Linked DNA regions of Homo sapiens: region 1 is linked to region 2. A link is a contact called in ENCODE Hi-C or POLR2A ChIA-PET data. All regions are on one chromosome and are shown on one strand. Each heading gives the region's core, a stretch centred on a gene start or an enhancer-like site at or near the end of the contact. The rest is flanking DNA. Distances are from core to core; before and after follow the strand shown.

What was found. A loop is a pair of places that touch in the nucleus more often than their neighbours do. ChIA-PET counts read pairs that join two places held with the same protein, here RNA polymerase II (POLR2A). Pooled maps may share reads with other maps.
Region 1: a loop to region 2 is called in a pooled map, with 3 times the contacts of the local background. The contact joins the enhancer-like site here to the promoter of HSPA12B in region 2. A Hi-C loop is called at or near these places in 4 of 50 pooled maps. POLR2A ChIA-PET finds 5 or more read pairs at or near these places in 9 of 52 experiments (BJ, Caco-2, H1 and 5 more).

The regions. Positions count from the first base shown.
Region 1 is chr20:3,892,286-3,896,560 of GRCh38, forward strand. All of the region lies in intron 1 of PANK2 (pantothenate kinase 2), which reads left to right. Among named protein-coding and RNA genes, the nearest start is that of PANK2, 5.0 kb to the left of the region's middle. RefSeq lists a silencer at 4,017-4,275. Within about 2 kb of position 1,251, at least 3 of the 41 ENCODE cell types and tissues checked have a DNase peak (open chromatin) inside an H3K27ac peak, as active enhancers do.
Region 2 is chr20:3,731,365-3,735,208 of GRCh38, forward strand. It overlaps HSPA12B (heat shock protein family A (Hsp70) member 12B), which reads left to right and starts at 1,321. Exons shown (of 13, transcript NM_052970.5): 1 at 1,321-1,430. RefSeq lists an enhancer at 1,383-1,962.

The sequences.
Region 1 (4,275 bases), core at 1-2,500, 160 kb after region 2:
GTGAGCCGAAATTGTGCCAGTGCACTGCAGCCTGTATGATACAGTGAGACTCCTCAAAAAAAAAACAAAAAAAAAGGAGAAGCAGCTTGTTGACTGCCGAACCCTCCTAGAGTATACTTCAGTCTTATCTCTGAGAGAATTCAACTAAGACTAAATCTTTTTTATTTATTGTTGGGAGGTTTGGGTATGGAATGGTGCCACCTTTCTGGTGAAACCCTATCTCTACTAAAAATACAAAAAAATTAGCCGGGTGTGGTGACGCGTGCCCGTAGTCGCAGCTACTCGGGAGGCTGAGGCAGATAATTGCTTGAACCCGGGAGGCAGAGGTTGCAGTGATCGAAGATCGCGCCACTGCACTCCAGCCTGGGCGACAGAGCGACTCTGTCTCAAAAAAAAAAAAAAAAAAGCCTTACTCTGATACCGCACTACTTGTCTAAAGGTGCAGATAGATACTAGTTGTCATTTGAAAGTCGAAGGAGCTATTCAGGTTATCTTAGGCATTCTTGTGGTCCTGGTTGTAGTCGTGTTCTGTCACGCGTTTCCTAGAGCAGTGTAGTTCCCAAACCGGCCCTTGTCCCAGACTTACTGCATCAGAATCCCTAGCGATGAGGCTAGGCATGTGTATATTTAAGTTCTTCAAAAGTTTTGCATCAGGTGGGGAGGGGGGTATGTCTCGCAGGGCTGAAAGAAATACCAAATAAAGATTGATTTTAAAATGATGGAAACCAAGACGCTAATGATGGTAATGTAGCTACCATTTTCTGAGTGCTTATTTGTCTTGGACACTATGCCGAGTATTTTATAAGCATCTTGGTTAAGTCTCATAGCTATCCTGTGAGGTAGGTGTTTTTTATCCCCAATTTCCAGATGAGAAAACAGGCTCAGTGAAATTGTCCTTTTGTCCAAGGCCATATAGTGAGTTAGTGATGGAGTTGGGTTTTGATTCCTGGTGTCTTGACTTCAGATCCAGTGTTCTTGGTCCACATTTTGGGGTGGGGGAAGGTATGTGTGATGTAATCCAGAGCTGTGGTTCTCAAGTTTTTAAAACTTTCCCTCAACCTACCATTGCATGATATAGGTCTGCAAAGGGGTCTAAAATTATATTTTAAATTTTATTGAGGCATAATTAAATAGAGTAAAATGTACAATTTTGGCAAATGTAGACACTCATGTAACAAGAGAACATACATTTTTATCAAGGGCTCCAGGTGTTGAGCATATGTGCAGCAGGTGTGCAGAAGGTGTGGAAGCCCTGTGATCAGAGTGCTCCACAGTAGTGTGGACAACAAACTTATCCTTTGAAGATGACTCGCAAGGCATGTTGTAGCATGCCAGGGAGACCTTTGGGGCTTGTTGATTTTGGACTCCTACAAATCTAACCTTCATAATACAGTTTTTGTTTGTAGCTTGACAACACTAGCCTAGAAAATGGATCATTTTTTCTTGGCTTTCCGAGGAGCGTTGCTGTTGGCAGTATGGAACTGGAGCCGGGGCCCTGTTAGGCTGCCTTTATTAGGCTCAGCATTTCAGCTTCAGGGAATTAGGACGGATTGACCCCTGGGAGCTGAGGAAAAATGTTAGATTGCTATAGCTTTGTGGCCCATTGGGAGAGGCAAGATGGGAGTTTTTTTTTTGTTTGTTTTTTGTTTTTTTTTTTTTTTTTTTAGAGGAGTTTCACTCTTGTTGCCCAGGCCAGAGTGCAGTGGTGCAATCTTGGCTCACTGCAACCTCTGCTTCCTGGGTTCAAGCAATTCTCCTGCCTCAGACTCGCAAGTAGCTGGGATTACAGGCATGTACCACCATGGCCAACTAATTTTTTGTGTTTAGTAGAGATGGGATTTCACCATGTTGGTCAGGCTGGTCTTGAGCTCCTGACCTCAGGTGATCCATTTGCCTCAGCCTCCCAAAGTGCTGGGATTACAGGTGTGAGCCACCGTGCCTGACCGAAAAGATGTTGTTTGTTTGTTTGTTTTTGAGACAGTTTCACTCTTGTTGCCCAGGCTGGAGTGCAATGGCGTGATCTCGGCTCACCACAACCTCCACCTCCCAGGTTCAAGTGATTCTCCTGCCTTAGCCTCCCGAATAGCTGGGATTACAGGCATGCGCTACCACGCCTGGCTAATTTTGTATTTTTAGTAGAGACAAGGTTTCTCCATGTTGGTCAGGCTGGTCTTGAGCTCTGGACCTCCGGTGATCTGCCCACCTCAGCCTCCCAAAGTGCTGGGATTACAGGTGTGAGCCACCGCACCTGGCCTGAAGGTGTTTTTTAACCTATTGATTTATCAACTTTTTATTTATTTATTTATTTATTGAGACGAAGTCTTACTCTGTCGCCCAGGCTGGAGTGCAGTGGCAGGATTTTGGCTCACTGCAACCTCTGTCTCCCAGGTTCAAGTGATTCTCCTGCCTCAGCCTCCTGAGTAGCTGGGACTACAGGTGTGTGCCACCGTGCCTGGCCAGTTTATCAACTTTAAGTGGAACCAAAGTAAATACAGCCTGTCTTCTTAGATATATAATAAATACTAAGCAATAAGCAGGGACTAAAAATCGTCCCCTTATGCAGCTGTGTAAAATGGTACAGTATATTACTTTAGGGGCCATGTGTAAGAATCATGCAGTTGGATAATATGGTTGTTTAGTGTTGGTGTCCCTGCCTTCTATCTGGGGAGACCATAGCAGGAAGAGATGTATGTTGTTAAAAATATTTTGCTGACTGTGTATGCTGGCTCATTTCTGTAATCCTAGCACTGTAGGAGGCTGAGGTGGGAAGATCACTTGAGACCACGAGTTCAAGACCAGCTTGGGCAACATAGCCAGACCTCGTCTCTCCAAAAATAAAAAGGGCATGCATGGTGGCTCACACCTGTAATCCCAGCTACTCAGGACGCTGAGGCAGGAGAATCACTCGAACCCAGGAGGTGGAAGTTGCAGTGAGCCGAGATTGCGCCACTGCACTCCAGCCTGGGAGACAGGGCGAGACTCCATCTCAAATAAAATAAATAAATAAATAAATAAATAATAATAAACAAATTAGCAGAATGTCGTGGCACATGGTCGTAGTCCCAGCTACTTGGGAGGCTGAGACAGGAGGATTGCTTGAGCCCGGAGGATTGCTTGAGCCCGGAAGATTGAGGTTGCACTGAGCTATGATCATGCCACTGCACTCGAGCCTGGGCGACAGAGGGAGACCCTGTCTCCGTTTTTTTTTTTTTCTTTTTTTTTTTCTCAAAACATTTCAAAAAATAGGAGGAGGAAGATAGACTAGGCTATTGTAGAGCATCAGGCAATGAAAAGAATGGCTATTTTGATTATTTAAAAGAGCGGTGATGTTTTTTGGACTTAAAGTTTGTAGCCTTGTGAGCTTTTCTCAGGTTCATAATTTGGGGTATCTTCAGGCACTGTTCAGGTAAGACTGACTGGGATGTGAAAACTTTTCTAAATTGCGGCTTAAAGTTTGCTTTCTAAAAATGAAACCCATCTCAGTTTTTTAGTAGTTCGTTACATTTTGTGTGTTTATATTTCCTGAATGTAGAATTTGTTGTTGAATTTGCTGATTTTACGGTATGTGGTCTTTTATAAGTATCTAGTCCCTGAGTTTAAAACTATTTTGGGAATAAGAATAATTATTAAAGTACCTCTTTCAATGTTAGGCCAAGATATTGCTTTCCTAGAACAGCCTAGACATGGATTTGCGATGTCATTAACCATCTGTGGTCTGGTAAAAGTGTAGTTCATAATATTGGAAAATTGAGCACACTTTTAAAAGTAAACTGTGTGTTTCTTTTTTTTTTTTTGAGACGGAGTCTTGCTCTGTCGCCCAGGCTGGAGTGCAGTGGTGCGATCTTGGCTCACTGCAAGCTCCTTCTCCTGGGTTCATGCCCTTTCTCTTGGCTCAGCCTCCTGAGTAGCTGGGACTACAGGTGCCCGCCACCACGCCTGGCTAATTTTTTTTTTTTTTTTTTTTTTGTATTTTTAGTAGAGACGGGGTTTCACCATGTTAGCCAGGATGGTCTCTATCTCCTGACCTCGTGATCCGCCTGCCTTGGCCTCCCGAAGTGCTGGGATTACAAGCGTGAGCCACCATGCCCAGCCTACTGAACTATGTATTTCCCATTGGAAAGTGTGATGTTGTGAAATATATATATTGGTCTTTTGCCCATTTCCTGGCATACAACTCCTGAAATCCTTAGAAACTCCACAGTGATGTCCTTTTGTGTGCTAAGGAGTTAACTGATGGCTGGAAGCCTCTGGACTTAGTCATGGAAAGAACAAGAC
Region 2 (3,844 bases), core at 71-2,570:
TTGCAAAGGTTTGGAGTGGAAGAGCAAAAGGGATGTCCCAAGAACTGTGCCTCATTTGATGGGGCTGTGGGGCCCTTCTCTGACGGGCAGCCTTCCCAGGCACAAAGGGAGGTGGACTGAGAAGCATCTGGAACTTCTGTGGGGGCACATGGGGCAGAGGGGAAGGGGAACAGGCAGAACGAGTCAGCTGCCTTTGAAAGCTCCACGAGGGACCTAGCAGAAATTCATTCATTCATCCGTTCATTCATTTATTTATGACAGGTTCTCTCTCTGTCACCCAAGCTGGAGTGCGGTGGTGTGATCACACTTACTGCAGCCTCAAACTCTTGGGCTCAAGCAATCCTCCACCCCAGCCTCCTGAGTACCTAGGACTACAGACGTGAGCTACTACACCTGGCTAATTTTTAAAACTTTTTAGAGACAGGGTCTCCCTTTGTTGCCCAGGCTGGTCTTTGTTGCCCAGCCAGCTTCAAGCCATCCTCCCACCTCAGACTCCCAAAGCGCTGGATTACAGGCATGAGCCACGGGTTCCCAGCCCAGAAAGAGACCTTCACCCCACAAACCCCCTGTCTGGAGGCCAAGTCCCAGCATCCCCAGAAGGGCCCCGGTTAGGACAAGAAAAAGGCTGTGTGCCTCGGAGGAGAGGCTGGGTGCCCCCTGGTGCGGAGTGGTCCCCTTGCCGGGCATGGGGCCTCAGTCTGTGAGACTCCGCGCCTCCGTCGTCTGAACTTGAGCAAAGACAGAGCTAGGCCTAGCCTGGGGACCCGAGGGCCTGCCCTCATCCGCAATTCTGCCTCTTTTCTGGCCACTGAGGACCGGGCTAGGGAAGCTGTAGGGGCAGTAGGGGTGGGAGGAGAGAGGGTTCCGGGTCAAGGGACTGGAGGGGTCTGGGGCAGGGAAGTGGAGGGGTCTAGGGCGGGCCCTTCCCCCTCCGCTGTTGGGCCCTCGCTGAAGGGGCCGAGGCTGAGCCCCAAGGTGGGCCTGTGGGGGCGGGGCGGGGGAGCCCCTCAGCAGCTGGACCGCAGGAGGCCGACCAGGGTCTGGAACTCCTCTTCCCCTCCCTCCGCCGCCCCCTCTCCCTTCTCCCACCCCCTGGGCTGCTAGGGGAGCGGGGGAGGCGCAGGAGGGGCTCAGGGAGGGGCCCTGGACGCGGGACCAGGCTGGGCCCCTCGGCGGAGGCCCGCGCAGGCAGGCCCCGCCCCGGCCTCGCACATCTGGGCCGGGAGCGCGGGCCGACCCGGCGGCGCAGGCGGCGCGGCCATCCGGCCTGGGGGAGGGGGCGGCGGGCGGGGTGGGCGGCGCGAGGAGGCGGGAGGCCTCAGGGCCGGGCGCACGTCGAGGGCTGCGGCCGCCGCAGCGGGCACGGCCAACGAGCTGCGGGCCCGGGATCGCGGCGGCTGGACGGGGCTGGAGCTGTCGGGAGGGCGGAGGTGAGTTCTGGGGCGGGGGCTGCCGGGCGCCCCGAGTGGAGAAAGGCGAGGAGGTTTGCCGTCCCGGGCTGTCGGCTGAGACCCCACCAAAAACCTCCAGACTTTGTCTGGTGGGGACAGATCTGCAAGCCCCTCTCTGCAGCGTGGCTGCGGGCTCGGGAAGGCACTTGGGGCAGCGACCTTGGTCTCCCACCTGGGCTTCGGGGGACCACCTCCCCTGTCCCTCGCACAGCTGCTCAGAGGCTTAGGCTGGAGAAACTCCTGTGTCTTAGGGGCTGGCAGGACTGGTGTGGGCTGGGGCCTGCTCCAGGGAGCCAAACTGAGGGACCCGGTGCCTAGGTCTGAGGTGGAAACCTGGGAGTTGAGTGTATGTGTGTGTGTTGGGGGGTGCCTCAGGGGTCCCAGGCCCTGTGGTCCCGAAGCGCAACAGAGTACTGAGTGGCCCAGGTGCCAGGGTCTGAGGCTGGGACCTGGTCTTCCGGGCCAGCTTGAGGTCCAGGTGGGGTGGGGTCCAGGTTCCCGCTAGGGCAGTGGAGCCTATCTGTGAGGTTAGCGTGTGTTGATGAGAGAGACTGGAAGGGAGTGATCACGAAACTAGGGACCCTCCGGAGAGCAGACGCAGCGCAGGAATCCCAGGCCAGAGGGGTAATGGGGGGCTGTGGGCAGAGCATGGGAGGGGCTCTGTTGTTTGTGAACTGGCTGCTCCCATGATGAGGACCCAAGGGGGTGCGGCAGGATGTATGGAAAGCAAAGATGAGGACAGGGAGGGGCCATGGGAGGCCATTTCTGTCACTCCCTGCCCCAGCGCAGGATGGGGCAGCCACCTCACTCAGCCACACATGGTCCCATCTTCTTAAGGGCTCCTCTCCAGAACAGAGTGGGGCAGCCCTTTGGGTGCCGTTTCTGATCTGTGCTTTGGGCCCTGGTTGGCCCAGTCTGTGGCTTGGAAGAAACGCCTGTGGCCTCACTTAGCCCGCTGACGGAGTCCTGTTCCATTACAGGGCTGGCTGGGTGCTGAGCAGAGAGCAGCAGGCGGAAGAGGCAGGGTCCTAGTGAGGAGGGGAGCTGGAATGACCTGGGTGGGCTCTTTGTCTACACAGGCATCGTGTGGAGCCCTGAAACCCAGAACACTGCATTCCCATAGTGCTCCTGGGGACATGAGCGCCCAGCTGAAACACCCCACACAGGAAGAGATCCTCCGAGGATTCTGTCAGGCAAAGGGTTGGGCCCCTGCAAGGTGGCTCACGCCTGTAATCCCAGCACTTTGGGAGGATGAAGTGGGAGGATCGCTTGAGGCCAGGTGGTCGAGGCTGCAGTGAGCCGTGATCGTGCCACTGCACTCCAGCCTAGGCAACAGAGCAAGACCCTGTCTCAAAAAAAGGAGCGGGAGTGGGGGCAGGGTTCGTCCTAGGCTATTGTAAGACCAGGGGATACTCTGGGATGGGAGTCTCTGGTTGTGAGTTCCTGCTGGGCCACACCCTATCCTGGTCCCCAGTGACTAATCGGCCCTGCCTATTGGGTAGAAGTCAGGGCCAGGGGTCAGGGTGAAGCTGATGACTAGAGGTCAATATGAAGCCAAGAGTTAGGGGTCAGTCCATGGGCAGGGTTAGGGATCAGGCTGGGGCCAGAGTTTGGCATGTGCTTGTAGCCAGGAAATGGAGTTCCTTTCTGTGTAAATCAAACTGTCCCACTCAATTACTCTCAAACCCATAGGCACCACCAGTCTGAAATTAGTAGGCCCCTGAAGCGGGGCTCAGCCTCCCCTCATTTTCAGCTGTGGACTCTGCCCAGACCTAGCTTTCGGGAGCTGGGCTTGTCCCGTGTTCTGTGGTCAGCACTCTCCTTAAGTGTCCCTGGGTGTGTGTGCTCGCTTGGCAGTCAGCCACCTCTTGGCTTACCTCCACCTCTCGGGGAATCCGTGGGATCCTCCTTCTTTAACACAATTTTTTTTTTTTTTTTTTTGGAGACAGGGTCTCACTCTGTCACCCAGGCTGGAGTGCAGTGGTGTGATCATGACTTACTGCAGCCTCAACCTTCCGGGCTCAAGCAATTCTCCCACCTCAGCGTCCAAAGTGGCTGGGACTCTAGGCATGCACTACCACGCTGGGCTAATATTTGTATTTTTCGTAGAGATGGGGTTTTGCTGTTGCCCAGGCTGGTCTCGAACTCCTGAGCTCAAGCAATCCACCCACTTTGACCTCCCAAAGTGCTAGAATTACAGGCATGAGCCACCACACCCAGCCCTTAACACAGATTGATTTAGTTCCTACCTCCTTCCTTAAAGAACTCATGATGACTAGAATGCGATTCTCAGTAAGACCAAAATATCTAACAAGAAAATTCAGAATCTGCATCATGAAGGGAAAGAACACTGCTCAAACCTGCCCAACTCCCTGCTTTTATCAATACCTTGC